2 separate regions of the Mus musculus genome follow, and region 2 is linked to region 1. The links are chromatin loops, found by intact Hi-C in ENCODE. Cell type or tissue: left cerebral cortex. All regions are shown on one strand. Links, peaks and the distances in the headings refer to the core of each region. The heading gives the core; the rest is flanking DNA. Region 1 overlaps Alpk1 (alpha-kinase 1). Region 2 overlaps 9830132P13Rik (RIKEN cDNA 9830132P13 gene).

Region 1 (16,703 bases), core at 3,222-11,221:
TTTGTTTGGTATTGTGTGTGATAACACCTCTACGTTCTAGCCTACTTTTCAGAAGGGTTTAATACATGTTAAAGTTACAAAAATCATAATCAGTGCTATCAAACTTCCACTATCATTCAACTAATGCTTTGACTGTGCACATGTGTACATATGTGTGTTTGTGTGCAAATGTGTGTACTCACATGCGTGTACACGCATGTCTGTAAACACACATTCACATACCCATGGAGGACAGAAGTAGAATCCAGATTTCCTACTTTGTCACTGCCCACTGGTCAATAGAATGATTCAATGTCCCCAAGTTGGCCAAAGTGGCACAGATTTCATTGCATTGCTCACAAGAACATGTCACTTAAAACCGTGTTTGCCTCTTCTTTCTGGAAGTTTCCATTGGATATTGTGAACCACAATCAACTGAGAAATAAAGATAAAAAATATCAAACCATGAATGAGAAGGTTGCTGTGATCGTTGTAAGTAGAACGCATCGTTCACTGAGACATACGTGTTGACCAGGTCGTATGGGTCAAACGTTCTACTACAAATTGCACACACTTTATCTTGCTCAATACCAACTCAATTTTATGAGTCAGGCACTCTTATTAGTAGTGCTTGCTCAAGAACTGGAAGGGATTGCCACCCCTTCCTCCTTACTGGTTTGTAACACCACTCAGTTCCTCTTCTTCATGTTGTATACTCCGTCTACGAGCCCCGTCACTTGCCACTACTTTGTGAGTTCTCTGCATCTGCTTCATGAGAGCTGGCGTTCTCTCCAAACCACACATTTCCCAGAATGGAAATTCTTTCCCCTTGAACGCTGGTCCTGGCCTTAGGCACTCACATCCTCCCCACCACCAGCAACCATGGGGGCTCTGGATTAGGATGCAAAGGATGTGTTCCTGGGACAGGCAGTGTGTGTGTGTGTGTGTGTGTGTGTGTGTGTGTGTGTGTGTGTGTCTGTGTGTGTCTGTGTGTATGTCTTAGGAGAGATGACAAGTTTTAAAGAAAATCTGAAAGAAAGATAGAAGTTTGTACCCACCAAAGTCATCCAAGTCCTTAACAAGGACACAAATGAGAAGCAGTAACCATCATTTCTACACACACCCGAGCATTTTAAATCAGACTGCTTGGTTACCCTCAATCAGGGAGTATTACATCAAAGTTATACTTTATAAAACCTCACTATAACTATAGCTATTCTGAAAGATAAGGATGTAAAAGATTTGTGATGCTTATTTCTTGGTGGAGCCATAATTAATTTTTATTTTCTTTTTATGTCAAACTTTCCATGATAATAGTTTTGCCCTCATAAGAATACAGTGCTTTGATTTTTTTAGACTTATTTATTTTATTTTTATATGTATAAATATTAATCTACACATAGGCATATGTGCAACACATGTTGGGGCTGGAGGCTGTCAGAAAAGGACCTTGGGTCCCTGCAGCTGCAGTTATGGATGGTTAGAAGCTGCAGTGTGGGTGCTGGGAACTGAACATGAGTCCTCTGTAAGAGCAGCAGGTGCTCCTCACCCCGAGTCATCTCTCCAGCCCAAGTATCCAAGGCTTTAAAAGTCCATAGCTTAAAAAACGGCCACGAATCCCTATGACTCTTGAAGACTTTTATGACTTAGCCTTCTCAGAAATCTGGGAGCACTCAGTGTCTTCTCTTTCCAGGTAGCTGTAGTATATGAAAATGGAAGTCAGAGTAAAAGACAAGAGGGGAAAATATAACTATTATGCAACACGTGGCAGAAGTTCCACAGTGTCCTAACACAGCTATTCCTCAATAACTGTAGGTAAGAAAAAGCCTTTCTGATGGGAACTGCACATTCAGGAAACAAAGTATCAGGCTGTGACCGAGAAGTTTGTTGTGAGCATTTTAAGTGGACCTCACTGTTCATTGAGACACGTTTGCTGAGTAGGTGCAGTAGAACATGCAAGGATTCCTAGCCGAGTTCTTTGCACAGGGTCCAGGGTGTATCCCTTCAGGTGCTTGCATCGACTCCTTAGAGCAGCAGTGGCCACATCCATGAGCAGGAAACCCTGAGGCCTCCACAGAAGTACAATGTGGACATTTTAAGGATGCCATGTGTGGGGATGGAGAGACAGCTCCACGACTAAGAACACTGGCTGCCCCTTCTGGAAGACCTGAGTTCAGTTCTCAGAACCCACATGGTGACTCCACAACCATCCACTCCAGGGGATCTTGGACCTTCTGGCACATATACAAGTACACTACACATGCAGGCAAAATACTCATATATAAATAAAATAAACACCAAACAAAATATACCAATGACGTTCAAGAGAGAGGTTTGGGCTGGACACGGGAATCAGATGTCATCAGCAAACTTAAAATATGTAGTTACAGGGTAGGTGTAGTGACACATGCCTTGAATCCCAGCAGTTAAGAGGCAGAGGCAGGAGGATATTTGTGAGTTCAAGGCCAGCCTGATCTACATAGCAAGTTCCAGGATAGCCAGTGCTACCAAGTAAGACTATATTCATTATCTCACAGAGTCCCTTATATCTGCAGCTCAACTCCTACTTATGCTGACCTAGTTTCCCTCCTCTGAGGCCCAGGCCATTTCTGTCCCACTTCTCAATGATCCTGACTGTTCAAAGAACCTCAAAGAGCTGCTTAGATAGCCACCATCCGTTTGGGATTTGTTTCTTTCTCGTAGTTCAAGACATCTATGTTTTCCCCCGTGCTGTAGCATGAGTGTTTTCTGTTCATGCCCACTGTATGTATGCATGTATGCATGTATGTATGTATGTATGTATGTATGTATGTATGTATGTACAGATTTGGGTTACCTGTTGATGAACTGTGGATGCATACGTTGCTGCCACCTTTTGGCTATTGCAAATACCATCAGTATGAACATGATTATACAGAACCATCTTTGAGACACTACTTTCAATTCTTTGGGAGTTCACATTCACAAGTGGGATTGTTAGATCAGGTGGTAATTCTAGGGTTCCGACTTCTCCACTTCCTCCCCAACACTTGTGATTTTTCTCTTCATAGTGGATATCTTAATGGATGTGAGATGATATTGCATTGTGGTTTGGGTTCGTATTTCTGTAATGGTTAATGGCAATGAGGACCTTTTTGGGTGTTCTTGTTCATTTGTGTATCTTCCATGTCTGTTTAAGGACTTACTCAGTATTTTAAAATTAGGTCATTTTTCTTGTGTGTTATTGAGCAGTAGGTGCTCTTTATATATTATGGATATTAACTCCTTAGCAGAGATATGGCTTATAAACATCTTTCCCATTTTGCAAGTCTCCATTAGGCTGATAGTATCTTTTGATGTCCCATCCATGCAGTGATTTCCAAGTCCAAGGTCATGAAACTCCACTCCTATGTTTCTTTTTTTTCTCTAAGAGTTTTGTAATTTTAGTTCCTACTTTGCATCATTTTGAGGTAATTTTTGCATAAGGTAAAAGCCTAACTACATTCTTTTGCCGTGTGGTCATCCGGTTTTCCCAACATTATCTACAGAAAAGAATTGTACTTTTCTCCCTAAATGTTTGCATCATGCTTGCTGAAATCGCTTAACCACAGATATGGTGGTCTTCTCTGAAGCCTCTCCTTGGTCTGAACGTTTGTATATTGTGATTTTTTTATTGCAATAGCTTTGTGGTAAGTTTTATTTATTTATTTATTTATTTATTTATTTATTTATTTATTTAGTGTATATAAATGTTTTGCCCACATGTCTGACTGTGCACCAAGTTCATGCAGGTGCCCCAGGAGGCCAGAAAGGGATGTCAGAGCCTCTGCAACTGGAGTACAGACTGTTGTGAGCAGTCGTGTGGGCCTGTGCTGGGGACTGAATCAGGACATCTGAAAGGGCGGCCAGGGCTCTCACCCCCCAGTCATCTGGCCAAACCTCTATAGCAAGTTTTAAAATTAGAAAGTATGAATTTTATAATTTTATTCTTATTTAAAAAGATTGTTTTAGCTGTTCATTCAGGGATACTTCACTATCTAGGTGAGTGTTTTGCTGGATTTTTTTTTCAATTAATTTTTTAATGTTTTAAATTTAAGTTAACATACAAAGGGGGGTGTTTTGCTGTATCATTTTTATACACATATATCATGATACATGTTTTAGTTCATTCTTCCTCCTTTTCATTTACTTTTAAAACAATAGCTGCTTTCATTATATAAGGAATTTGTGTTTACTATATATTTACATATAATATTTATAGTATCTTACATTGTGTTTGCTATTATATTTACTACATATTTATGCCATTCAAAGAACAACACAAAAGCATATTTTCAATGATTAAGCACAGAGCAGTACACAAATGGACGAACAGTGAAAGGCTTGTAGATATCTTATTTCAAATCACATGGTCTTTGTAGACTTTAGATGCTACACAAGGGAAATCAGATTGGTGACATCTCAGTTTTAGAACACAGAATTTATACTAAGAAGGAAAGAATCCAAGACTTTTATTGACGTATAGGCCTATATTAAGTTTGAGAAACCACAGCAATTCTAGAATTTATTTACTTACTCAACAAATATTTCCTGAGGTTTTTATACCTGGAGAACATGTGTTACACAGACTCTTTGCTTTCGGAGGAAATAAATACCAAGCAATTCTAAAGTTGAATGCACACCTAAACATGTCAAGAATTTTCTCTCTCATTTGTAATTTTTTTTTATAAATCAAGGGAGTAGTTTTAGTCTCATTGAGACACCGATAAAACTAGACTTGGGAGTATAGCTTTAGTAGCACAGTACTTGCCTAGCAATCATGGTGTTTAGGATCAATCCTTAGTACCGCCAAATAAATGACTAAATTTAACAATACATAGTAAGTAGATATGATGAAATTAAAGGTCACTGCAGAAAATCAGGTCATCTCAGACAGTGACACAGTTAGTGGCAAGGCCAGGAGACAAGTTCAAGGTTGTCAGCTGTTAGCCCTCGGGCTTCTGCTGTCAGCTTTTTACTACGGGGGTTTCTCTATGCACCTAGGAGATAAATTCTGTGAAGTGAACACAAATGTCATGTTTGGCCATAGATTTCCCCCCTATTAGAGGCAATGACAAGGCTGATGGTTTCACTACATTAAGACAGAGAGAAGACACTTCACCCATTTATCCACACACAGCCCTGCACTGAGCTTCTTCAGGGCTGGTCACTACATTAGACACGGAGGTCAGAAGAGAACCTGTAGGCTGCTGCTGCATCAGCAGGAGGCGCTGTCTCCTGGGAGGAGGGTAGATTAACTTCTGGTAGAAGGTGGCGTCAAATCCTGTCACAGAGTTGGAAGCAAAGCATAGAAAGCAAATGGGCAAGGGGGTGAGGTGAATATGGGCAAGGCACAATGATAGGTGTACGAAATATCATGCTAGGGGCCGGTGAGATGGCTCAGTGGTTAAGAGCACTGGCTGCCCTTCCAGAGGTCCTGAGTTCAATTCACAGCAGCCACAAGGTGGCTCATGACCATCTATAAAAGGGATCTGATGTCCTCTTCTGGCATGCAGGTGTACATGAAGACAGAGCACTCATATGTAAATGAATAAATAAATTTTTAAAAGTTTAAGAATTATCATGCTAAAACCCATTTATTTATACTCCTCCTACTACTGCTACTACTACTAGAAAACAGGTATCAAGGACACATTTCCAGGGCACTAAGGTCAAGGTCAATATTGCAGAACCTATACAAATGATAGGCCATGCTAAACCCAGCTGAGTAGAATTGAGGAGCTTGGAATTCGTTTGGTAGGCAACACACTCTTCTTTTAAGCAACAAAGTAACATTTTCTTTATCTTTACAGCAAGCTACCTGACAGCACATGAAGGATGTGCTCTGGTAGCTGGGAGAGATGGTAGGAAGGGCAGTTTGGGAGTTAACGTCTACACTGGGGATAGACAGAGCCTGGCACAGGAGACATGAAGCAGGCTTAAGAGGCAAACCACATTTATGAGGTGGCATTAGCCAGCTCCATCAGCTGTCAGAAGAGAAGGGAGAGAACAGAAACTTGGAGCGTGTTCTGAAGCAGATGAAAGCTCCCTGGAGCATTTGATAAATATATAAGGCTCTTTGCCTTATTGATGTTTTCTTTACGTACGTAGCCATTCTAAAATATAGTTGTTTAACAGATACCCCTAGCCCCCACATGCACACACAAATAGTTTAAGTATCCACAGATTTGGTGGCAAATTCTGTCTCCATAGATGGCATAGAGATGACCTTTGTCCTCACCACACTGAAGCCCTATTACTGAGATAATCCATCAGTAAGTTGTTTTCCAAGACGAAGTTGTAGACAGATTAATGCATTGTTACTAAAATGAATCCCCAAAAGATTATTAATCAGGTTAACAATATACAAGGATATTTTAATGCCTCATAAAATTTCCTCTGGGTTCTCACTTGTCTTGTAAATCACAGGAGCGGTTTTATTTATTTATTTGTTTGTCTATCTATCTATCTATCTATCTTATCTATCTTATCTATCTTATCTATCTATCTATCTATCTATCTATCTATCTATCTATCTATCTATCTATCTATCTATCTATCTATCTATCTATCTATCTATCTATCTTTGCTTTTTAGAGCAGCACCCTGTTTTTGTTAATACGGAAATGGAGTTCAAGTGTATGCTGTTATGCTCCACCACTAGAGGGCGGCAGTGGTACTGTAGGAGGAATGGATTTAAGCAGCTTTAAAACAGGAAGACCAAGGGTAATGGGGAGGGCACAAACAGCCTGCTCCGCCGACATCCTAGGTCGTATTCAGAATGGACTCGCTTTCAATTCCTGAAACACATTTTGCTAAAATTTAAGAAAATATTATGAAATAGCATAGTGTGACAAAGTAGTATTTGTGGAGATTTCTGTTAATATTGATAATATCTATCTATCTGTCTGTCTGTCTGTCTGTCTGTGTGTGTGTGTGTGTGAGAGAGAGAGAGAGAGGATGAGAGAGAGAGAGAGAGAGAGAGAGAGAGAGAGAGAGAGAGAGAATGGATAAGGGGCAAATTTTTGAAAATCAGGAAGTATTGATTGAGTAATTGCTACAATAACTTTGCCAGCTTACAGAGCTGTAAAACACCCCAAGCCCCCCAACTCCCACCCCCACCTCCCTGTGACTGTCTTCATGATTCAAGTCAGGTGTCACTAACATAACCGTAGCTGGAAAACCTTTTCTTAGGCCACTCAAAGCCCTGATTCCACCACCCCCCTCCCCCGGCCCTAAGGTCTTGTGTTCCCTGTCTTTACGGGCATCGTCTTCACCCTCCTTAATTGTCAGTCTGCTGAGTCTGCCTACATTTTGTTGGCCACGTGAGTTGCTTGTGTTTTTACAGTTCCTTGGACTTGTTCTGCCCATATCTGTCACGTCACTTCCTGGACCTGGGTTGACTGAGCAACTGGGGTCAGGTTGGAGACAGTGCCCAGTTGGCTCTGGCTGATTCTGGATCCCTTTCATAGTTTATCTCCCCCCGCCCCCTGCCCAATACCAAGGATTGAATCTGTTATTCACGTGCTCAGCATCTGAGCTACATCCTCGGCAGGTTATCTTTGCCTGTACCAAAGACTAAGGAGTCTTCCCCACGTGGATGATTCCCAAATATCTCTAGTTTGAATCTCTCATGAGTTTACTTCCCATTTCCTGTCTTCTATGAAACACTTCAGCAATCTATATTCTGCCATGGGAACTTCCATGGGCCCAAGCCTGGACCTGAGACAGCTGACATGGTCCATAGAATCATGCTCCTCTGCCCTCACTGCAACACCATCCAGACTCCCGCGCCTGGTGTGCACCTCTGCACTGTCACCTGCTCCTCAGGGCCAGCTTGGCACTCATCACTAACTGGCATCTTCCTGCTCTTCTGTGTATAGATAGCCTCTGCTGGTCTTCAGAACAGAGCCTCGTGTTAGGAAATCTCTCCTTCCTCAAAAACACACATTCAACCATCTGGGAAGCCCAAGTTTGAAAGTTCTAATGTCTTTGTCAGCCTTATAGCCACACTGGACTCTAGTGCATAGCAAATGACCAGAAAAATTTTATTCGTTTACATTAGTGGAAGACAGTTGCCATAGACTTTAATTTTTAAGAGCTGGTGTTCTTGCTTGGTGGTGGTGGTGCATGCCTTTAATCCTGGTGCTAGAGAGGCAGAGGCAGGAGGATCTTTGTGAGTTCAAGGCCAGCCTGATCTATAGAGCTAGGTCCAGGACATTCAAGAGAAACCCTGTCTCAGACTCTCTCTCTCTCTCTCTCTCTCTCTCTCTCTCTCTCTCACACACACACACACACACACACACACACACACACACTTGGATGTATATCCAAATATAATGTGTATATTAGGCAGATTGCAAAGTGGGAGATACAGAAAGTTTTAAAAACTACCTTATATCATAAAGTTGACATTTTTGTTTTATCCCTATCCTAGTTTGGTTTCTACCCAAACAGTGACACGAGGATCAAAAGCAACTAGGGAAGAAAAGGATTTATTTGGCTTACACATCAGTGTCACAGTCCATCATCATCATAAAGGGAAATCAAGGTGGGAACCTGGAGGCAGGAACTGAAGTGAAGACCATGGAGGAACATTGATTGTCAGCTTGCTCCCCATGGCTTGCTCAGTTCACATTCTTACAGTACCCAGGAAAACCCGCCCAGAGGTGACCTTACCCACAGTGAGATGGGCCCTTCCAGACTGATCAATGATCAATCATTTCCTATCTCATCATCCCACTTTCATGTCTGCTGTGCTCCTCCTGGCTACTGAGATTGCTCCATGCCTTGGGTTACTGTTTCTGATTGAGTAGGGATGGAGAACTAACTCCAGAAGTTGTTGAACCCATGGATTTGCTAAGTCTTTATGTCTGAGCTGTGGATGATGTGACTGAGTCTCTGTTGAGTCAGGGCGTGAATCATGCAAACAGATCTGGTCAGAAGTGCTTTTAGAGAGAGGTACCCCAGAGCCTACCTTCTGCACCCATAGCCAATTAACATGGCTCCTGGCACATAGGAGGTACTGTGAAGCAAGAAAGACAGATGCAGACAGCTTCTCTAACAGCTTCCAATTCCTGGGTTTAGTCCTCCACAAAGATAGTTTCCTGGCCATATGGCTAAGAGACACGCTTGTGTCTGTCCAGTAAACCCACTTATGTCAAAACTAATTGGGTGTATTCAGTTCCCACAACCAAATTAAACCTAAGAACTTGAGAGCCTCATCCTACAATCGCCTAGTTTCCAGTTACACTCTTGGATACCAAAAATCTTAGTGAGCTGTCTCAAAATCACTGAGTTACAGAAGTGGGCATGCCTCTGTTTTCCCTTTGTGACTCTTATCCTTTTGATACAAAGTATAACTTAAAACACTATATATATATATATATATATATATATATATATATATATATACATATATACACATACACACATACATATATATACATACATATATACACACACATATATATGCATACACACATATATATGAGTGTGTGTACATGTAAATTTATGTATATGTATGTATATACATGCATAATAAAGGGATTATGGCCTAAAGTAAAAGCTAATGGCCCATGGTTAAAGCTAACCCCTGAAGAAACTGTAACCCAAATCCTAATGTGAGGGGTCTTTTGCAGACAGAGGGCATCTGTGCACATAGATCCAGGCACTGTTAATCGAATATGGCTTTGTTTAGTTCCTACAGGAAGGATCAGTCCTAGTCAGGAGGTGTTTGTCACCCTGAGCTCTGGAAAGAAGAGCCAGGCAGGCTCACACTAGGCTCCAGGCTCACACTAGGCTTCTGGCTGGTGAGCAGGGCTTGGTAATGCAGGGGACTTTGCACGTTCTACCTCCCTGCTCAGTTCTTGTGTAGCAGATGGGGCAAGAAATCTTTTTTTTTTTTTTTTTTGGTTCATCAAAAGGGAGGGCAACTCCCCCGCCCTGGAGGTCACAGGTAAACTTGAAAAAGAGGTGAGATTTTTTGGTTTAAAGAGCTGTTGACATCACCATAAGTTTGGAAAAAATAACGATAAAATACTTGAAGACAATTAGGAGGGTTCTAGCATGTAGGTTCTGAAACCAACTCTACAGCCTTGAACTGTGGTCAAGCTACCAGACCTCTCGTAATTGAGAATAACAATAACACATAGATTTACCTTACAGTGCCCAATCAACAAATGCCTGAAATTTCTTAGTCCAGTGTTAAAAGCTGAGTGGTCAGTACTGGGGGAGCAGGGAGTATAGTGTAAGTTGTTGATGCTTTTGTGATGCCAATATTCATGATGGAGAAGATTTTTCTGTTGGTCAAAAGAAAGGCAAATGGACTTGAGAAGTGCAGCCCTGAATCTTACGGTTCAGCATCCTCACGACTGCCATTCTGATGTAGCTCCCTAAACAGTAAGGAATAAAACAGGGGGAACAATACACGTCTAACAAGACAGTGGTTACAACGCCAACCAACAGTCTTCAGTCGTGGGTAGATAAGTAACGAAGAAAGGATAAACTTTCCATGTAAGAAACCACAAGCAAACTCTGAGGTTCCATCTTCTGTAGACCTTAATAGCAATTTGTAAGCCGCATGACCTGTAGATGGCGAACTTGGATAATGGAAATGCTGAGCAATGCCAACCTCCCGGAGGAGAAAGCTGGGGTTTGGGGTTTGCAAAAAGGAAGAAAAGAAAGAGAAAAAAGAAAGGAAAAGAAAGAGAAGGAGGGAGGGGGAGAGAGAGAGAGAGAGAGAGAGAGAGAGAGAGAGAGGAAGAGAGAGAGAGAGGAAGAGAGAGAGAAAGAAAGGAGGAAAGGTACTAACTAAAACTGGTACATTAGTAATGGTTGATTGTGGGATTGTGGTTCCACAACAAAAGGACTCCTTAGAGCATGAGGGAACCTTCTCTGAAGGGACCATTCATCTGTCCAGGGAAGTGATTTTGCTAAGTGACACACACTGTTGAGAGCTAGGAGAAAGGATCTGGCTGAGAGTCCACACTGGCTGTAGTGTCTGAGGCTACAGAAAGGTCTGCCAAGCAGAGACCAGAAGCAGCTTCAGCAGCAGCCTCTCCCATATATGAACACACCAGCACTGGACAACCCAAATCCAAGCTGTGTTCCCAGTGTCCGCACCTTTTAGCTAGATAAATAATTATGTACGCCGGGGCGCTTGCTTGGGGCTGCTGGTGAGTGTTTGTTCTTCCAACTCCCTGAGGTAACCCTTTAGAGACCAATTCTCATCCTTTATTGACATCAATTTTTTTTTGCTGGCTGACAGATTTCCCCAGTGACACACCAGGCATTCAGCACTCCTAAGGGATCTATCTCTTTAACACTCAAACAATCTATTTGCTCTACTTGAGAAACATTTTTTTTCCTCACTTAAAAATTCTACCTTGGAGTAAGGTAGAATTTTTACCACCCCAGGCCACAAAGAAATAGCGGTGAGTTGAGGGCGGGGGGAGCCGGCACAACTTTCCAAAGTGTGCGTGTCCGTGCAGTGGCCTGAGATGTTTTGTTGGTCCTTTCAGCTAGGAAAGGCCTGCAACTCCCCCAACATGATAGATGGGTGACCTTTTGCTGCATTACGAATCAGGGTCACTATTTCCAAAGAGCCTCTTGGCTTGTGGGTCAGGTGAAGGGACATCTCTGGGCTTCCATGGTCCGTCTGCCCGGCCATTTATCACTGAGCTGTAGTTATCAGCCCCCCCCCACCCCCAACACACACACACTAGGCTCCCCACCAATGTGTGCTTCTGGAGTCCACACAACAGAGCCTTAGTTATCTGTCTCCTCTTTGCTTCTGTCTGACATGCACCCTGGAAAATGCTCTGTGGGTGGAAGAATAAAGCCTCATGCTTGAATATGATAAGAGAGGGAGTAAGGTGAAGATACATTTAGAAGGGGAAATACAAGCCAACTGCTATGAATATACCCAATATACCTAATATTAGACAATATAATTCTGCAGAAATAGAAAAAATAAGATAAGTAGGGTGTGCTTAATCTAATTTATTTATTTTTACCCATCACATGCTCAAGAAGCTGAGATAGAAGTGAGCACTTGGCAACTATTTCCCAGCATGCTGCCTGCCACCTTCATGTTTGCTTGCTTTTTGCATTGTCCTTTCATAAATTCGTGAGTTTCATATCTTCAGAGTAGAACTCTTAGCTCTCAGCATGGGTAGTTTTTGTTTGCAGACAGCTTTTAAGTCATGAGGGTACAGTTCACCTACGATATGGCAAACCTAGAAACTACCAGGAAAACTTGGAAATGATGCTATGTCAGAGTGGATTTGGGGGACTGGAGCTCAGCAGTTAAGAGTGTGCACCGATCTTACAAATGAGCCAACATCCACTCCCAGCACCCACTTAAGACAGCACACAACAACCTGTAACTCGCACCAGGAGCTCTGATGTCTCTGGCTTCCACAGGCACCTACACCCCTGTGCATGTACCCTGACACACGTATACATACATTCACAGATTCAAACAAAATAGATATCTTCTTTTAAAAGGTTGGATTTTAAAATGCCATCAGTGAAAGACAGACAGGAAAGGGACGTGGTTTGAAGAGGAATTTTAAGAATCGGACTCTTACTGACAACCCAAATAGAAGTAAGACCCATGTCACCCTCAAGTAGTGGCCCTAGAGTAGACATTGGGGTATCTGGCATGAATATAACAGCCAAGGACACAAGGACACACACATGCATGCAGGACTGCAGTGTCTACCTATGGCAAGCATTCAATAAAGACAAGCTATATTGTGCAGCAGAGCCGCTAAGTAAGCGATGGACGGTCTCGCTAAAGGCAAGGCTTATTTGCTTACATAGTAGTTACATAGGTACTGCTATAAAGGAATTAGCATGGTATGCACTATTAAAATGTACTCCAATAAGTGCAGGAGAGACTAATGGGGAAGCTTGGGTGGTAGGGGCTGGGGAGATGGCTCCATATTTAAAGTGTTTGCTGCCCACGTGTGAAGACCTGAATTGAGATTCTCATAAATAGGCCCCACATAAATAGCAATGGTGGGCACAGCTGCCCACCCATAAATCCAGCTCTCAGAAGATAGAGACGAGGCAGAGCAAGCTTACTAGCTGGACTAGCAGAATAAGTGAGCTCTGAGTTCAACTGAGAGGCCCTGTTTGGCTGAATAAGATGGAGAGAAACCAGCACTCACACATCTGTATTCCCATACACATGCGTGAACATCATACACGCATACACACAAGAGGACAGTAAGCTATTTAGGACGGAGCCAATACCCTGGGAGGGGAGGTGAACGGAACCACACAACAGGAATGAGGAGAAGTGCCGAGCTCTCTGACAAGCAGGTTAAAAGGGAAGCATTGCTAGAGCACATGGCTCTCAGCAGCTTGCCAAGGAAGTGTGCCTGTTTGTCTGAGATGCACACACCCTCTCAGAAGTTATCTCTAGCAAGAATTTACTTATCAGATACGTAAAGAAGAGAAATAAGCAGTCCCATGAACACTACATATGTGCCACTCTGGACTACACTATAGAGTTAATGAGCATCAGTATAGCCCATGTGAAGCAGCAGACATCAGTGTGTATATGTGTATGTGTGTGTGTGTGTGTGTGTGTGTGTGTGTGTGTGTGTGTGTGTATGTGTGTAACTCATGTAGAGAACTACATACCACTGCACGAGCAAGAAAGTGTGAACACTGGCAATAGTTCGTGATTTCACGACTGAGCGTGAGGCTGGATTTATAATTTATTGGATTGCAAGGTGTAAAGCGGGACTTTCACTCGGTGGTAGAATGTTGGGCTAACCAACATGGAGGCCCTTAGTTGAAAATCCATTACACTTCCTCCACCCCCGGTGGGAACTCTATTAAATGTAGTCTTCTTGCCAAGGAAGAGAAGGGTCCTATACCCTTATACCTGGGGGAGGTATAAACGCCTCCCCCAGCCCTTCTTGCTGCCAGTCTTTCAGTCTTCTTCCCTCCAGCTTCTTTATCCTATCACCAAAACTTAGGGGTTTGTGTGTTTGGATCAGCACTGTGGGTAGTTTTCCTTTGGGGCAAAACATACAATTGGATTGATTCATGGGTGGATATTCCCATCACTGGGAATGTAGCCTTACTCACCATTCACTGACTGTATTAGGAAAAGCCTTTGTGCAGTATCAGTTTACCTATGGAAAGTATTTTATGTATAATCACCAGAAAAAATCAGTCTGAGATTTTCTCTGATCAGAAAGCCATCTCCAGTAGGCTGTATAGGTGGGCAGAAGCGGTGTCATTACGAGATTGGGTGCCGTGGGAATTTAAACCAATATCTAAGAAACAACTGTGTGCCTACTAAAGTCTGGGTTTGTATATGTCACTTAGTGTGATGGTGTAGAGCTACTAGTCTCACAGATCATCCTATTCAGAAGGGCCTCTCAGCTCCCATGCACAGCAGTTCACTGCCCGAGACCAGGACCTATCAGGACCCAGTAACAGACATGAATGGATTTTTCTCAAGGGAAGCAGTTGTTTTTCAAGGAAATAAGGGTTTACTCTCAACTCTTAGGGCTGTACTGGGTTACTTTACATCAGAACTTCGTTAGCTCCATATATGTCCAGGCTCACCACGAACATGTGTACGCTCTATTTCCTTCCTCACAGTATCTAATTGGTTTATCCTTTAAACTGAACTATCTTTGTTTGGGGGTCTTCCTCGAGTGTACAAAGCTCATGGTTTATTAAACATGTAGCAGGAGCTGTGAAGCACCAGCCTTGCAATATCATTTTGGTGGGAACTCACCAAATCTATATACCTATTTCCCCCAAACTGCAGGTGAACTATCCTGCACAAAGCTCATATAACAGGTGGATTTGTAAATCTCTGGTCATTTGTGGGGCTCCTCTCTGATCCTGACACATCCTTTATCAATGCATAGTCTGGACTTGACGCCCTCCCTGCTAGCATGCTCGTTGATTTATTTTCCCCAGTGACACTATGGCAGAAATGTCGGGTGGAAGAAAAGCAAGATGCCCAGGTCGTCATGTGCTAGCTAAATGATGTACAATACTGGCCGGGGGCCGATGCAGAGGCTTCAACTAGACAGGCCACCTATAATTCCACATCTGGACTTGGAAAATAAACACAGCCTGGATCTGGAATGACCACTTTGAGGTGTATTCGTCCCCCACCTCCACTTACTGACCAATCCTCTTAAAAGAAAGTTCTGGGCTTGAACACACCAGGCGAGTACCTCATGAGCTACAGCCCCAGCTCTACCTCATGTCTTTAGTCTGGGTGGGTTGTGTAGAAAAGATTCCAATAGTAGCTAACATATCTCACTGTTTTGGTTTTTTTCTGCTTTACATCCACCCCCTGAAAATCACCTCATAACTCCCCAAGCTACTTCCTCAGGGCTGCCCAGTGTGTCAAACGCATCGGCTCTGGAAGAAAATAAGAAGTTCTGGATCTTCACTGTGTCCACACAAGTTACACTTCTGTCTGCCACGTGGGGACTTTTGGCTCGAGTAGACCGCAGTGGCTGCCCTTCTGTTTAAGGTGAAGTAGAAGATCCTTGTCGGTCAAACCACTCTGATGACTGTCCTGACTCTGCCGCTGCACAGCCCTGTCCGAGTTACCTCCCGCAGCCTCCAGGCTCCAGGCTACCTCTTTGATAGCCTCTCAATTCCAAAGAGTCTGTCTGCAGCGTATTACAGTAACAGCATTCATCAATTCCAGACATAAAGGCTCAGCTGCCATCTTGCTTTATGGTGATGGTAAGGGTTTAAGGAATGGTAATGAAGTGCATTAGTAAAGGGCTGAAAGAACAGGCCATTATAAAAAACATCCATTCTCACATCTGGTCTCATATGTGCGAGCGTTCGTGCTTGTGTGTACATGTGCGTGTACATGTGCGTGTGTGTGTTTCTTAAACATTTTACTAAATTTCTAGCATCTTGACTTCATTAAGCGTGGGTCACTGCTAAGTGCAACCTGAGTTATCACAGGCACCTCTGATAGTTGGTATTCACTGTCTATTTGACAGGCTCCAAAGGACCTCTGGGCATACCTGTTGAGGATTCTCTTGATTACATGAATTGCTGTGGGAGGGCCCATCTTCAATGTAGGCAGGACCAATCTCTGGGTAGCGGATCCAGGACTGTATCCGTGGAGAGGGCAGCCTGAGCCCTAGCAAGCCAGCAATGCTTCCTGGTTCTTGACTGTGCGTGCAGTGTAAGCAATGGCTTCCAGCTCCTGGTGCCTCAACTTCCCCAAGCCTCTCACTGTGAGTCAGAAAACACTTTGTCTCTCAGCTTGCATTTGTGGAGTTATTTTGCCACAGAAATAGAAAAAAATGTGTGATCTAAATATCTTGGAAATAACACATTTCTAAAATGTGTGTGTGTGTGTGTGGGGGGACAGAACTTGACATCACAGTAACTCAACAAATGACAAACGAATTCTTCATTAGATCGAAGGTTATTTTTCTTCTTCAACCAGTTTTAATAGTCTCTCAAATTCTTCCTTAAAAATATACATATATTTCGTGAGATTTTAATTAGATTTGTATAGACCATTTTCTCCCCAATATGGTCTCATGTAGCTCAGGCTGACTCTCCTTGAACATGCTGTGTAGCCCAGGATGACTTGGAGCCTTCGGTCCTTCTACCTGCATATCTGAGTACTGGGACTGTAGTCCTGCATCACCACCCCATTTATTCAGGGCCAGCCCTGGGTT
Region 2 (16,703 bases), core at 4,158-12,157, 190 kb before region 1:
CTCCATGGTGACTCCTCCTAAACCATGGTGTCAAGTTCTTCCCTGGCCAAGTTGAACTCATGACCTTTGATTCATGTGTCATGTCTGTTTTAACATGTTGAACTGCCTAAAGGTTGTGTTCAATTTCACAGAAACTTAATAGACCTTGTTGCCCTGCTAATTAGGGTCGAAGTCTACCATTGTTCTGTGGAATATGGAAGACTCCCTTCATTGGCAGGGCTTTGCCTTCTCTGAACTTGTCTGGAGAGTTCAACTACCACTCCCCATCTGCAGAATACCATGTAGCTTTGAATAAGATTACAGGTTCAACTTCCTTTCTCCTGATAAGAATGCATTCAGTTAGCATCTGAAATTCCTGGAATGCCTCCCCATGCTAATAGAACATTTTGGTACCCTAAGCTTTGCCCATCCTGCTTGTTCCTACCCCAGTTCCCAGAATTATATAAGCCTTGAATCACCCCATGGACAGCTGATCTGCCTCTCTGCCACTGGTCCTGGTATTTTCCTCACCATGTGTACTCACAGGGCTTCCAGTACCCCCATACACACACACACACACACACACACACACACACACACACACACACACACACACACACACTTGGGTAGATATCGACCAATGATCCCCAAGGGTGGGGGCCCATTTCTCCATCTCTCCCATATGTTGCATCCCACCCTCCACTCCCCAAACCCTCTTAGCTAGGTCCTTCCTCTCAGACCACAAGCAATACCCAACTTGCACAAACTGTTTCAAACAGCACCACAGCAGACTTCTTAATTCGAGAGCTTAAGAGGTCATGTCTTCTTTCTGCAACGTCCCCTGCATCACACCTCTTTCCAGCTAATTAAATCCAACTCTTTCTGTGCGTCGTCGTGGGCCAGAGATCATTTCCTTGCACAATCCCGATCAAGTTCCTCTAATTCCCTTCCTTCACAGAACTAATCCAAGCTGTAATTATTCACAGTAATTATTCACAGCCTGGCTCACTCACTAGTGGTTTCTCCCTCTTATTCTTAAGGCTTCAGGAAAGCAGATGCCCTGATGCTATTGACCAGCATTCTACCCTCAATGTATTACACAGATCCTGGGATGTATTTGGTGTTCAATAAATAGTTGTAAATATTTTTAATGCACTTGTTCGCTGATTGTAACCTTAAATCTTTCTTTCAAAACAGTATCGTAACTCCTTCTCTCCACGGTAGTCTGAAAGTCGGCTCCTCCTAAATCGAGTCTGTTGGATGTTAATCTCCAGTGTGACAGTATTAGCAGATGGGGCGTTAAGGAGGTAATTAAATCATGGAGGCACCGTCCTCCTGAATAGGATTAGCACCTCTGTGGGAGAGACTGAGGGCAGCTGCCTTACCCTCACACCATACAACAACACAACAAGGTGCCACTTACAGAGCTTCCATTAAAGACCAGACTAATCATGTCTTCACCTTGGACTTTCCTTAGCTGTGAGGGATAAACTTCAAATCATATAAAATGTTCATCCTAAGGCATTTTGTTACAGCAATAGAACACAGTAAGATGCATTCAAGGGGGGAAAAGGAAGAGATGAGTGTTTCGGGAAAAAAAATGTAACTTTAATTTTTCTTCCCGATAAAATGATGCAAAAAAGTAACCAGGAAGGAGAGGAGAAAGGAACTGGCTTAGGATTCGAGAGGCCAACTCTTATTCCCACCATCGCTCTGACCCGACTAGCCTCCTCTCTGCAGGAAAAACTGGGCCTGAACTTCTTGAAGGTTTCTTCCTGGCATAACATCATTTAGTTTTCAAATTACTGTCCATTAAGGGAATCAGGAAACTGTTTCAGAGGGAAGTCTGCTCTATATTGTGACAGATATTCTGAATGCTTTCCAAAATTGACTGCCTACTTAACAATGATTAGCCTGGTCCATTGACATTCTCTGAACTGTGCTATAGAGTTTAGTGGTCATCATATTGGATAACTAACTGCTTTAGTATCCCTCAAAGAAAGTTTGCTTTAGCAGAATGAAGCAGAATCGTGCCTATGCCAGTGGCTTACTGAACGCTGATTAACACCGTTTTATTCCTCTGATGAAAAGATGATCCGTGTAGCACAAAATATGACAGTTAAACGTAATTTTCCAATAGGGAATGTGATTCTCTATTAATAATAAATTTCCCATGGATTCTCCATTTATCTTCTTCCCAGGAGATGCAGCCATGGCTTTTGCCACAGACGTTTATATCTTGTCATCCCCAGTCACCTCCTAACCCTATCCTGTATCTTCCATGCAACTGTCTACCTCAGCTTTATCTAAAATAAAGGGTGAAAAAAAAATAAATCACTACTTACTGAATTTTTAGTAGACTTTACCAAGAGGAATAATTCCCCTCTCCTTCGTTTCATCTCTCCATTTTTATAAACACTGAGTGGCAAGTTCAGCTTGCCCTTCATTAGGAAAAATATCGCCTATGCTTCCAGGGTGGGTTTCTACTGATGTCCTTAGGGATTCCTTTCCATGTGTAAAGATGTCTTAAACTGATAACTGATGTTGTAAACCAAAGGAAAACATTTAGCTGAGGATTATGTGGCTATAGTTAGAGCAAGTTTTTAATTGTATTTTGTGACTAACACCACTAAGCAAAGTGGAAGGAGTTCTTGAAGGTCTCAAAAGTCACCACATGTCATATGGGTGGGAGGGGAGGGGGCTGCTACTTACTTTGGTTCCCTAATGACGCTTAGCCGAAATGCTGGCCAGAAAAAAGGCAGGTGACCTTCAGAAAAATATGAAGGTGTCAAATGCTTCAAGGTTTAAGGAGATTGTAAACAGTTACCAAAAGAAGATACAAGACTCGAGATAAAAAATAGGAGTGCTTCAAGGTTTTCACAGTGAGCCTAGAAGCCAAAGTGTGCAATTGATGACTATCATGTTTGTGTGGATGTGTCTTTGAGGGTAGACTATGGTGACCATTCAATGAGCTCTGTCTGCATGTTGGAGCAAACCCAGTCTAGTGGGTCCAACACACAATCAACCTAACAACAGTACTAATGTTGACCTGTCTTGGCACTCAGTCCATGTCACAAAAGACTCATTCAAGAGTAAAACTAGACAGAGTTCACCCAGTTTCAGTGGACGCTTAAAACAAACATCAACTATAATGATTCCTACAAAAATTAAATATGGGAAGTGGGATAACTCAGTGGGTAAATGGTCTGTCTCTGCCAAGCCTGACAGCCCAAGCTTGATCCCCACAGCACACATGGTAGAAGGAAGAGAACTGAGTCCTTCTACAAGCTGTCTTCTGTCCTCCACATGTACTCAGTGGTACGCCTGCGCATACACAAGCACTCGTGCACACACACACACACACACACACACACATACACACACACACACACACATACACACACACACACACACACACACACAAATAACAAAATAAACATTAAATTGGAATTATCTCATTATTAAGCAAAAGAACTGAAGACAAATAGTCATACACTTGTGCCATGGTAGCATAATTTACATAGTGAAAATTTGAAAACACAAATAGTCAGCATCAGGTAAATGATCTTAAAAATATGATACATATGCATATCGATAAATATTTTATATTATAAGAATACAATGGAATATTATGTGGCCTTTCATAGATAGACCTTAAAGACATTATGCCAAAGCAACTGAGCCAGTCACAAAAGGAAGAATATTATATGAATACATATGTAAGATCAGTATCTATAATTGTCAAAATCAGACATAGAAAGCAGAATTATAGTTTCCAAACCCTGAAAGAGAGGAGATGAGGAAGTTAGAGGGGAAGAGTCTTTGCTCATAGAGGAAAGGGCATCCAGGAGCATTGAATGGCCGCACATCAATGACTGCTTACCACTGTGATCTGTGAGCTAAACATAGTTAAAACGATGTGCTCTGTATTGTGCACATTTAGCCAAGCTTGTAAAATTCCTGTACACTAAATATATATAAGTCATATAAAACTTGTAAAATCCAGAGAGTCAAAATGTTTTCATGATTTTTAAATCCCAATAGGACTACTATTAGCATGGTGAGGAAAATCCCAAAGTCAAGGATTTCATAAGGCACTTGTGATTCTAACGTCCTAAAGAAAGAAAAGAAAAAAAAAAAACAGGAAGTAGAAGTTGCAACAAAATCAAATTAGAAGAGAATCTTATAATTCCAACCCTTTACATACAAAAAAAATGAGGGGCAGAAGCAGGATTCCCAATGGGGAATAAAACAACTTCTTCCAACTTCACAAAACACAAAACTCAAGCTCATTTCATCAGTAAACACATCTTGAGCCTTAGCTCACACTTATGGGTTTTCTAAATGTCTCATTCTCCCTAAGGAAAACCTAGCTGAGCCCTAAATTTAGACCTATTTACTGAAACCAGTGCAGGTCACACTTGATGCCCACTGAAGAGCTAGAAATGGCACGAGACCATGGCATGTTAACAATTAGGGGTGGAGAATATCGAGATGACCGAGGACCTCTATCCATTGAAAGTGATGCTCAGATGCAGCAAACATAATTGTCTCTGGGTTGTGCTTTCATTTCTTTCCTCCTCATACACGTGTTATTTATTTCATCATGGTTTGTTTTGTGCATGTGTGTGCACACATTTGTGTGTGTGCTGGTATGTTAGCGTGTAGCATGTGCATGTGGAAGCCTGATGTTATTCCCCTGATCTAATTTATCTTCTTTTTCTTGGAGACATGACCTGTTACTGGCCAGTAGGTCCCAGCATAGGCTATGCTAGATGAATAGGGACCCAAGGGGATCTGCGTGTCTTCTCCTCTACAATGCTGAGATTACATGCCATTGTTACCACACCCCGAATTTTACATGGGTTCTAGGAATTGAATTTATGCTTGCTTAGCAAGATCTCTATTGACAGTAAACTTTCCCATTCTTGATCAAGAACTTAACCCCTGGAAATTCAACCTAACTTGAAGTTACTCATGTGCACTTTTTCTCTGCGTACTGTTCCAAGTCGATGTTCATTAAGAGTGTTTCCATGATGTATACAAAGAGTATAGGATGTTTTCAGTATATAAATACCAACAATGTTTTCCTTGCAAGCATACTCCAGCCTGTTTTTATCCATGTGGATAGTCTCATTCACATTTCACATTCCACAGTAAGGCCAACTACTTAGTTACTCTAAAAAACAATAAATAAATAAATAAATAAATAAATAAATACGGCACTCCACGGAATGGTCCCAACTTTATTGATATATATAAAGGACTGTAATCACATAACTAACAGAAGAGCATATTTTCTTCTCAGGACCCATGACTTCATTTATGTGGGTGTTTCCTCCTTCCCCAAATGCTTATTATCCCCATGATCCTAACAGAGGGATGGAGCATCTGCTCCAAGGCATGCTTTTGGAACATGTATTTGAAATCTGGTGACTCACATCTGCGGCTTTTCCTTTGACTTCTAGTCTATTCAGAGTCTCCTGCGAGTGCTCTCCATGTCACTGACCTGGCCATGCATTCCCTTTGAGGAAAACACCTTTCCTTCAAAAACATGGGTTCTTGGCTAGAATCAGGTATGTGTTTTCTCCTGTGGAGCCAGACTTAATTCCAACTAAAAAAGGGGATAATTAACCACATAACATACATGCCACTATTACCCCCATGGGAATATACCTTGCCACAGCAGTCGTAATTGTAGCTCATGGCACTCAAACTTGAGTAAGACGTTTGATGACTGTTTTCCCGTAGCAACCTACATAGCACCATTTAGAAGTATGAACATTATCTAGAAGGAACCATCCTACTCAATACAACATGTCCCGTGATCATGTGTGGTGTCATCTGTAGTAGGGTCTTACCATCAAGTTTTGCTGCTCAGACAGGATCAGTAGCAATGCCCTGTATCATTGGGGGTGGGGAGGGGACAGAATTCCATCTCCTGGACAACCCTTACCTACAACTCAAGAGAAGATAGCCTACACCTGGCACTTGGGTTTTATTTGGCAACCTAATGGCTTTTGGGAGAAGCATGATACCTGTGTAGGGTAATTCCAGTTAAACTCTTTTATATGAAGGTAGATAGATGATAGATAGATAGATAGATAGATAGATAGATAGATAGATAGATAGGCAAATAGATCTAAGAGGCTGAAGCAATAGTAGGTTTACATATATATTTTTCAAATATGTTTAGTGTTAGTTATCTCTCCTCCCTGTCCCTGTGTCTTACCCTCCCACCTCTCCTCCCCTTACACACCCATCCTCTTCATATCATCTATGATATACTATCCAGCTCACTTAAGACCTTTCTTCCCACTCAACCCACACACATGGCCCCTTTCTAGTTGTCTGAATTCTACAAGTACTCCAAATTAAACAGACAAATCTAAAGATAAAAGTCATGAGTGACATTTACCTAAGTCTAGGTTACCTCACTCAATAGACTGCTCTCTAGCTCCATCCATTCACCTGTAAATTTCATGATTTAATTTTTTTAGAGATAAATACATTCCATTACATAGAGACGCCACATTCCCATTATCCATGTATCATCCAATCGATATCTATGCAGGCTCCATGCTTTAGCTATAGTGAATAGAGCAACTATGAATATGGATGAGCATGTGTCTCTGTAGCAAGAAATAGAGTCCTTGGAATGTGCCCAAGCGTGGTATTGCTTGGTGATATTTCTTGGTCTATTTCTAGTTTCCTGAGGAACTATCACACTGATTTCCATCGTGGTTGTACCTGTTTGCATTCTCACCAACAGTGCATGAGGGTTTCTGGTTCCCCTCATCCTCACCAGTACTTGTTACCTTTTGCTGTCTTATTTTTAGCCATCCTCACTGGAGTAAGATAAAATCTCATAATAAGGTTAATTTTCACAGAAATTACAATTTTACAGAGAGATTTCTAGGAATAAATATTGTCTCATTGAATGTTGTCAAAGCATTTGAGTAGATACTAGAAAATTTTGAGGCTTACCTTGTATTAGTAACAAACACAAACTATCAGTGGAAATTTGAGATTTTTGCAGTCAGAATCAACTTTCCTCCATCTGTAACGTTGTGTTTTTGAATTTTGTTCTAGTACAATTCATTTTTGTCATTCCATTATCTACTGAGAATCATGACTTCACATTATCCTTAGGAGTACACAGTTTCCACTGAGATTAAAACATCCCATCCTGCAGGAGGCCCCTTAACCAGAGAGGTAAACAAAATGGCTTCAGGAAGTCCACAAAACTGACCAGATTCACTAAGCCCCCCTCCCTGCCCGAATAAGCAATAAATGCTGAAAGTCTCGCTCAGATGTAGCAAAGCCAAGTTTCAAATAAGACTCTCAGACAAGCTGAGATGCAAAGAAAACTCTGAGACCAGACCAGCTACCTGGAAGAAGCAGAAACCATCTGAGGTGCCTGGAAAAGATTTAGACCAATTTAGATATCTGGAGATGACACTCTCCAACCTCATGAGCTGCCTGTAAGCTGTGAAGCGTGTTCCAGGTTATTAGCCTTGTGAGCTGTCACCCATGCTAGGCTGGACTTTGGTGATGCAGATGTCTTTGAGTCATCTTGGCTCCTCTAAGTAGCCCCACACTCACATTCCTGTAAGTAACTTCAATAAAACTCATTGGTTCACCAAATTAGCTTTGGGGATATCTGTACTTTGGTCTGTCATGAGTTTCCACTCTATGGAGATTATACATGTACATTACATCTCCCCAAAAGTTTTGTCACAAAACATATAGCTGTTACCCAGAGTTGGTCAATTTATCCTCTAATCACAGAGAATGGCTGTAGAGTAGATAGTATTAGAGAGGAACAATTCCTTCCTCACGTACTCATTTCCTTTTCATGTTCATGACTGCCCAATGTTATAACTGATGTTCTTTTTTTTTCATTCAGCCCAAGAAGAAGTGGAGCCATCTATCAGACTGCTACAGTTCAGAAGAAACTTCTGGGCATGTTGACACTGTAATAAATGGTGGAATAAAACTGAAGCCGTATTCCTAGCAATGATTTAGGAAAAAATAATAATAATTTGGTAATTCGTGACATAGTTTGGACAGCAAAACAACAGAAAACCATTTTTCTAGCTGAGCAGTAATGGGTACTACTTAGAGGAGAGACGATTTGAACTTCAGAATGTCAGAAACAGTCTAGGGGTGAATGGACGAAGAGAAGCTAGACATTCACGTTTGCCTCTGTGATGCTTTGTGTATGCTTGGCCTAGGATTGACATTATTAGGAGGTGTGGCTCTGTAGGAGTAGCTGTGGCCTGGCTGGAGTACGTGTGACACTGTGGGTGTGGGCTTTAAGACCCTCATCTTAGTTGCCTAGAAGCCAGTATTCTGCTAGCAGCCTTCAGATGAAGATGTAGAACTCTCAGCTCCTCCTGCACCATGCCTGCCCGAATGCTGCCATGCTTCTGTCTTGGTGATAATGGACTGAACCTCTGAACCTGTAAGCGAGCCCCAATTAAATGTTCTTTTTAAGAGGTGCTTTGGTCATGGTGTCTCTTCACATCAGTAAAACTCTAAGACAGCCTCCAACATTGTAATGGCTTCAAAGTAAGTTTTATGAAAAAAAACTTCTCACTCCTTAGGAAAGTTAATATTGTCGTTTGACAAGATATAGAATCGTATAGGAGGCAGGCCTTTGGACATTCCTGTGGAGCCTATGTAGGTTCAGTTCACTGAGGTGAGAAGAGCAACCCTAACATCCAGGTTTGGGTTCTGGCTCAGTGGTAGAGTGCTTGCCTAGCAAGCGCAAGACCCTGGGTTCGGTCCTCAGCTCTGGAAGAAAAAAAAGAAAAAAAAAAAAGGAGAAAGCTGAGTACGAGTGACCATCATTCTCTACTTCCCAACTGTGGAAGCCACTTAACCAGCTGCCTCAAGCTCTTGCTGCCTGGACATCCCTGCCCTGGTGGGCTAGGCCTTCAGACTGTGAGCTAACATCAAAGCTTTCCCTTTAAGCTGCATTTGTTTGGGTAATTTATCACAGCAACAGAAAAGCAAGTCAGATCCCTCTGTTGCCTGCTTGTGTGTGATTATATTTTCACATAGACTTTGCAAGCTTCTCTGGGGTGGGCATTATGAGTTTCTTGCATCACACACTAGGTATTTAATCGTTGTTACAGACTATAAAACAATTCTCGTCATTTTGGCTAATCTTGTGTCTTCTGCCAATATGTACCTATGCTCCCTTGACAGAGTCAAACTGTTGGCATTGTTGAGAGTCAAATGGAAGTAGAGTTCAGTATGGAGCTGGTCTAGGATGAAGAATACACAGTAATTATGCTGCTATCGACTACAGAACTATAAGAAAATTCTTAACACACTTTTCCATTAATGTTTCTTAAGGTGATAAGTGGAGTGGAGTGCCTTTTGTCGATAGGTACTCCAGACCATCTGAGTTAAAAAGACAAAGACGAAACAAGAAGACTCATTGAACTAGTGTTTATGCTATTTTGCTGATCCCTCAACTTGTTCAGGAGCAAAATCCACAAGAAAGAAGCGGAAGACCACGTTGTAACTCATCCTTTTACTCTTAGGAGGCCGGTAGAGTCTATAGCCAAGAAATTCAAAGAAAAAGATTGTGGTTTAATAAAAGGTTTAATAAGTAAAGGAGATGCTACACTCAAGCATATACTTTTACATTTGGGGCTGCGGCCCCAATTGAAAACAAATGACTGTGCAAAGTAGGAAGTAACTGGCAGAGCCATTAAGCCACCGACCAACACTGAAGCCAACACCCTGGCCTTGCTTCGCATAAAGGTCTGAATGCACTGGCCCAGCATAAGTCCTGTCAACTAATGCAGTTGATGCAGGCTTTCCCCCTTCAGCTGGCATCTCAAATGTCTACAGTTGATACAACAGTGGCTCTGAAGAGCTAATGGACAGAAGAAGGCTCACTAAACTCTTTGCTCTAACGACTGCAGGCTGCACACTCCCTCCCCTGACCCCTCCTCCAAAGATTCTGACTCCAGTGTTTCATCAAACCGCAGACCGGACTCCATCTCATCTGACTTCGGAGACTAAACAGGCCTGGGCCTGGTTGCTAGTTGGATGGAAGAGATTCTTATGCAGTAGATCTGGGATGGGACTCATTCAGGCATTATATGTTCTACATGACTCTGATGCAAAAAAAAAAAAAAAAAAAAAAAAAAAAGGTCATTGACCATGCTGGGGAAACTGCTTTATAGTTCCAATGTCTCCAAGGCCACAGATAGCTAGACCCAAGATATGAACAAACACTGGAATGTGCACTGTAATTGAGTTTAAGATCATAGATTAACCTTGTACACAAAAGGGGAAAGCAAGATGTGAGTAAAAAAATAAAATAAAATAAAATAAAATAAAATAAAATAAAATAAAATAAAAGATCCCTAAAGAGAAGGTGGTATTTGGTCTGGGATTTAAAAGATAAGAAGGCATTTTCTAGCTAAAGGGGTGTGAAGAGAAAAAAATCAAAGAGAACAGAAGGTGCCTAGAGAAGAAAGGCAGGTACATCGTGCAGAGGATGGAGCTCTAGGGACCACTTCAGCCACCTAGAGTAGTGTCTGTGCTTGGAAGAACAGTTTACCCCATAGACTAGGATTTCTCAGGTACGAGGTCTGTACCCTACACCCAAAGCACATATTAAAATGCAGCCCTCAGGGCCTCGTGACCCCTGCTAAATCAAACTGTTTTAAGAGAAAGGTGCGTATCTAGACACTTAACACGGGCCTATAGGTTCTACGCAAGACAGTCACTATGGAACCCACTGAGGGCTCAGCCAGTTCAGAGGATCCTTTTTCCCGAGTTGATGTCATGAAGGGTCCATCCAGGGAAGAAAAACGAAGTCAAGACAAAGAGTCTTCGTGCTCAAAAATATGTCCATGCAGTAAGACTTCTGTGGAGAAAGAGGCAAGTTACAGGGACTGAAAAATCAGAAGCCAGATCTTCAGAAGGCAGTGGCTGGACATAAGGACAGTGTACACAGAGAGGGTCCTCCCTGCTATCAGGCAGAGGTAGCTTCTGAGATCTGAGACTGAGAGGCTTAGCAGCCTGGATCAGCGAAGAAGGAGCACATATCCCGTTCAAGCAACAGGAGAAAGACAAACTAAGCAATAAACAGAGAAACACTTAGTTTGAATGGAAACAGGACATGTCAGAATGTCTACAAGAGCGGATGTCATTGCTTGAGGGGACAGAGAAGTACCAAGACATCAGGAGTATCTCTCTCTCTCTCTCTCTCTCTCTCTCTCTCTCTCTCTCTCTCTCTCTCTCTCTCTCTCTCTCTCTCTCTCTCTCCTCCATCTAACATACAGAACTGTTCTTCAATATGCCAGTAGGTGGTGCTGTGGCTTTGAAAATAATAAAGCAATGGCCCAAATGGACCTAATGATTGATGCTAAGGCCTCTCCAACAGCCGACAGGGATCACCAGACCTCCACCCTACAAAACAAACTACAGGTAAATAAATAGTCTTCCCCTGTGAAGAACACACTAGCTGGTTATCTAAGATCAAATGGTCAGCCCTAAAAACATACATACAAGTAACATAGACTGAGCAGGTTGTATTTTTGCATTTTGGAACACATATACATGTTAAAAATTAATGGAAAAAAAAGGCCATGGACTTGAAAGAGAGCAAAGAGAAATATATGGGAAGGTTTAGAGGGAAGGAAAGGAAAAGGGGAAATGATGTAATTATATTATTATCTCAATAAATTAATATTTTTTAAATAAAATTGTGATTAGGGTTAAATAAAGTGATAAAGGCAAAGTGGGAGACCAGGTCAGTCAGTGTCTAAAAGCTTACTTACTGTGTGACGCTCATGCTACTCAAATCTTTACAGTTTAGTTTTACCCTACCAACGGCTTGTACAATCGAACAGGCAGTGTTGCAAGATGTAGGTCACATGACCGTCAAGCTCACAGAGAAAGAAGTCAGATGCACATTAGCATGCTTGGCAGTTAGGAAACACTCAGATCTGCAAAACTTCTGGCCTCCTGGCCTCTGCCCGAACCTGCTAGTTTCCAAACATGAGGTTTTACAGGGATGCTTGTTGTCTTTCTAAGTCAGATGCTGCAGATAGGAAGGATATCAGGATCAGAGGACAGTAAGAGGAGGTGCTGGACGTGTGGAAAGCACAATGAACGTTCATTATTTGTGTGGATAAAAACTCTCGGCTCAACCTATTTTTATCATCAATATATACTAACTCTAAGATAAAAGGAAAGTTTGCTTTCTATCAGAGAAGTGTAAGAAAAGTAATACTTCTTACCTGATTCATTGGTTGGTGGATAAGGCTGATGCAGAGTCCTTTGTTTCTGAAAATCTTTACTCAGAAACTTAAAGCAGAGGGCAGCAGAGCAGACGCATGCCAGGGCACCGGTGTAGCCAGGTAGAAAGGAAGAACTGGCCTGCGGTAAGGAGAGCTCCCATTCTTACATCTCAGAGAGGACAGATGGGAGAGGAGAGCTGCCACCAGCTTTCTTCGGATCCAATTCTGATTAAAGAAAGAAAGAAAGAAAGAAAGAAAGAAAGAAAGAAAGAAAGAAAGAAAGAAAGAAAGAAAGAAAGAAAGTATGAATTATGTGACTGCAATGCTTGGGAGTCTAGGATTTTAAGGGTTCAAAAACAGCAATTTTAAGTTAATCCCAAGATCGAGAAGGCTCGAGATTCTTGGGGGTTCCTGAAAAAGTAAGGAGAAATACTTTAGATCATTCTAAGAACCCCAATGCAGGATAAAACAACTCTGGATGTCTGGCAGCTGGAAGTCAAGCTCAGAGATCACGTTTAGAGTCAAGAGTGGTAGCCTCTCTTGGTCAAGGGATGCCTTTGAACTTCATCTCTGTTCAGAGCTACTTAAGTCTGTGCCCATGGTGAGTTCTTGTTTGTTCCCTACACGTTGGCTGCAAGCTCTTAATGGGAAATATTTTCTATTAATTTTTTTCCTTACAATTTCATATATTAAAATAATTTTTAAAAAACCTCTCTACAGTCAAACAAAAATGCCTCTCATTACAAACAGAAATGACAGCATCTGCTTCGTGTGCATAACTTGTTCATTGTAAGCCCTCTTCTCTTTTGGTATATACTTCACGAAGATAGGCAGGATGTAACATTCAAAGCTATGGAGAGTTCTAAGGAGTAGAAACCATGTATCGGAGTTCTTTGTTGTGATAACCATGAGCTGAGGTTAAGTTGAGATATACACAAATTCTAAACTTAGTACTGTTTATACTCAAAGGCCATTGGCACTGAACCCTCTAGAGAGGAAGACTTCCCAGAATTCTTTCGCTAGCCCTTCAGTGAAGGAGAGAAGCCCTGAAACACTGTTTATTCTATCACTGTTTGCTTGGGGATGATTTTTGAGAGCATTTATGTAAGCTTAAGGGACTGTGGGAAAAGGAACTTGGAAGCTGTCACACACACATGCACGCACGCATGCGCACGCAGGCATGCACACGCGCGCACGCACACACACACACACACTCACACACACACATCTTATACTCCCAGATGACTGAGAAGAAATGCCTCTAATCTGCCTTTATGGTGGCCCTTTGTCATAACCAGATTGGGGAATGGGGTGGGGTGGAGTTCTTTGCACATGGAGAGCAGGTGGCATAAGGCTTTTTCTGCAACGCCACACGATGCTGGTGTCAGCATCAGCCTCTCTTGGACAGGTCACACGGCAGACACATGGACGCCTGCCTTCCTTTCCTCCCTCTGTCACACCTTTCAATGCAACTCTTGATAGGTCCTCATCGAGAGAGGCCAACACAGGATCCAGGACCAAAGCCTCTGAGCTCAGATCAGGCAAGACTCTGACGTCTTTAGCCCTCAGTTTCATTATCTATAAAACAGAGATCATGACAGTGATTCCTACATTATGAATATCTAACATGGATTAAATGAAAGAGCCACACACAAGCTCTTCATCCATACCACCTAGTGCAGAGTTAGCTTAATGCTATGTATTAGCCACGTTATTTACCATCCTAGAAAATCCACTTTAGGAAGAAGTCTGCTCAGCTGTGTTCATGCTTTGAGTGTACACTTAAGGAAGAAGCCTGTGTACATCCAAGTGCACACACACACACACACACACACACACACACACACACACACACTACATAGAACAACCTGGAGCCAAGAAGCTGGCATGCATGGTTCCGACAAAAGAAGTTTTTGAATTGTTACAGTTCCGTGTCAGTGAGCGTGAAATAGAAGGCAGCAGCTATTGCCTGTGGAATCTGGGAAATGGGTCAACGTGCAGATAGAAACACTCAAATAAAAATAAGGGAGAAATCAGCAAATCTTCCTGGTTGAGACCTTACAGATCCACCTACTTCATTCTATTGTCTCCATGCCAGATCCCGGCTCCCATAACCAGATAAGACACTCGCCCTGTGAACTGGCCTTTCCCAGCTGTGGTCCTAACAAGCAGCCTTGAGAACACTGACATTTTTAACGTCTAAAACTAAGGGTATCTCATTCTACCAATGCTGGACGAACCTGTTTCCACTTCAGCATTCTGTGACAATCAGGAAGGAAGACACTCTCTCTATCCCTCTATTTTTATTAGATATTTTCTTTATTTACATTTCAAATGTAAATGTTATCCCCTTTCCTGGTTTCCCCTCTGAAAACCCCGTCCCCCATCCCCTATCCCCCACCCCACCCCCTACCTCCTACCCCTGCTCACCAACCCACCCTCTCCTGCTTCCTGGACCTGGCATTCCCCTACACTTGGGCTTAGAGCCTTCACAGGACCAAGGGTCTCTCCTCCCATTAATGACTAACTAGACCATCCTGTGTGACAGCTGGAGCCAAGAGTCCCAATATGTATTTTCTTTGGTTGGTGGTTTAGTCCCAGGGAGCTCTGGGGGTACTGGTTGGTTCATATTGTTGTTCTTCCTATGGGGCTGCAAACCCCTTCAACTTCTTGGGCTCTTTCTCTAGCTCCTTCATTGGGGTCCCTGTGCTCAGTCCAGTGGATGACTATAAGCATCTACTTCTGTATCTGTCAGGCACTGGCAGAGCCTCTCAGCTATATCAGGCTCCTGTCAGCAAGTACTTATTGCCATCCACAATAGTGTCTGGTGAACAAAATACCCATAGAAGGAGTTACAGAGACAAAGTATGAAGCAGAGACTGAAAGAAGAGACTGCTCCACCCGGGGATCCATCCCATATACAACCACCAAACCTGCCCCTCTATTTTAATGTGAGTTCTTCTTTCCTTCCACAGATCATTTCTTAGTCCACAATGCATTATTCTGTTATTGTTTAATGTATTCTTGTCAGCATTTGCTTGATTCAAAATCCTTGTGAAGAACAGATGTGAGTGTGGTGTCACAGGTGCTGTTTCCAATAAAATCAGAGGACCCCATCCCCCGCAACCCCATTTCTGCTTTTCTAGTAGCAGAGAACAGTTCATTTCACATGAGCCCTTTCAAGAAGCTCACGATAAAGAACGGAGGTGCATACAGAACGAAGCCTGCTCTGCAACTGCCATCCACTGCATATGCTACCAAGCTACTGGGAGACTCTCACAAACCCCTTACCACAGCCTCGGCTTTTATGCCTGTTAATTTATGCTGCACACCGCCTACACTGAAGTTGCCCAGGTATGCCTTCTCTAAATTATTCATCTGTACCCAGATGATGTCGACCATAGACAACAGCATTAAAATAAAAATCTTCAGACATGCCATGACCATTTCAATATAATCAAACAAAATGGTTTGCTTTGTTCATGATTCAAAAAAAATATCTATTTGTTGAAGCGGCATATACTCCCAGCCTTCGACAGACTGTAGCAAGGGGAGGGTAAATTCAAGGCCAGCCTGAGCAACCCAGTGAAACCTCATCGGAGGTATGAGTGTGCGGGGACACTGAGTACCTCTAAGTCTCCAGCCTTCACCTTGGATTTGTTTATAGGTTGTCTTCTCTAGTGAGCTCAGGGTTTATTGGAAGGACTCAGACAAGAGGAACCCAAACATGCAATCCTAAATTACAGTGAGCAAGAAATAGAAACGTGTATTTTATTAAAGAAACATAAGCAGCCTCTCTCAGACTGGATATATAATTTGGTGAGTAAAGACTTCATAGGGGTTAGCAAGGTGAAGGGTAGAATGGAAACAGAACAACACGCAGCGGGACTAAAAGGGCTTGTCACATAAAGAACTGAGACTGTCCAACACAGTGGCACTGGGAGAGCAAAGGGGAAGGAGCCAAACCTGAAGTAAGCCAAACCTGATACCACATCCGCTGTGTTCGATTGTCTGTTTGTTATTTTGTTTGCCTATATAGCTCTGGCTGTCCTGGAGCTCACTAGACCTGGCTAACGCTAAACTCACAGAGATCCGCCTGCCTCTGCCTCCTAAGGGCTGAGATTAAAGGCGTTCACCGTGACATCTGGTCTGTATTTAACTTTTTAAAGCCAGGATATCTTCTTTTAGAAGTGTATTGCTATGCAAGGGCTGGGTGTAGGCCCCCTACACATTTCCAGCAGATGTGCAGTTTGGTCTTTGTGATGAGCCCCTAACAAGCAGAGCAGAGGCTGTATCTGACTCTTGTCTGTCCCTGGACCCTCTTCCCCTAGCTGGACTGCCTGGTTGGACCTCATCAGGAGAGGGCATGCCTAAGTCCTGCTGGGACTAGATGTCTCAGGGTGAAGTGGTACCCAAGGTCAGGTCGGCTTCCCCTTCTCAGAGGAGAAG

The links. Peaks named below come from ENCODE experiments on the same cell type or tissue, not always from the same donor. Only the 100,000 strongest peaks of a DNase experiment are listed, where the experiment ranks them.
Region 2: it touches region 1 in a loop (11-fold over the local background); 18 of 42 quality-filtered maps call a loop at or near these places.

Annotation. Positions count from the first base shown.
Region 1 is chr3:127,753,273-127,769,975 of GRCm38, reverse strand. The region is part of intron 1 of Alpk1 (alpha-kinase 1); the gene reads left to right. Among named protein-coding and RNA genes, the nearest start is that of Alpk1, 19 kb to the left of the region's middle. In left cerebral cortex, for the core only: CTCF peaks have their summits at 5,231, 6,661 (motif pointing right) and 10,578 (motif pointing right); DNase peaks (open chromatin) are centred at 6,678 and 10,586.
Region 2 is chr3:127,943,725-127,960,427 of GRCm38, reverse strand. It overlaps 9830132P13Rik (RIKEN cDNA 9830132P13 gene), which reads right to left. Exons shown (of 5, transcript NR_040552.1): 4 at 12,255-12,479; 5 at 5,208-8,778. Among named protein-coding and RNA genes, the nearest start is that of Gm35667, 19 kb to the left of the region's middle. In left cerebral cortex, for the core only: CTCF peaks have their summits at 11,136 and 11,337 (motif pointing right); DNase peaks (open chromatin) are centred at 5,391, 6,621, 7,281 and 11,332; H3K27ac peaks cover 1,041 bases.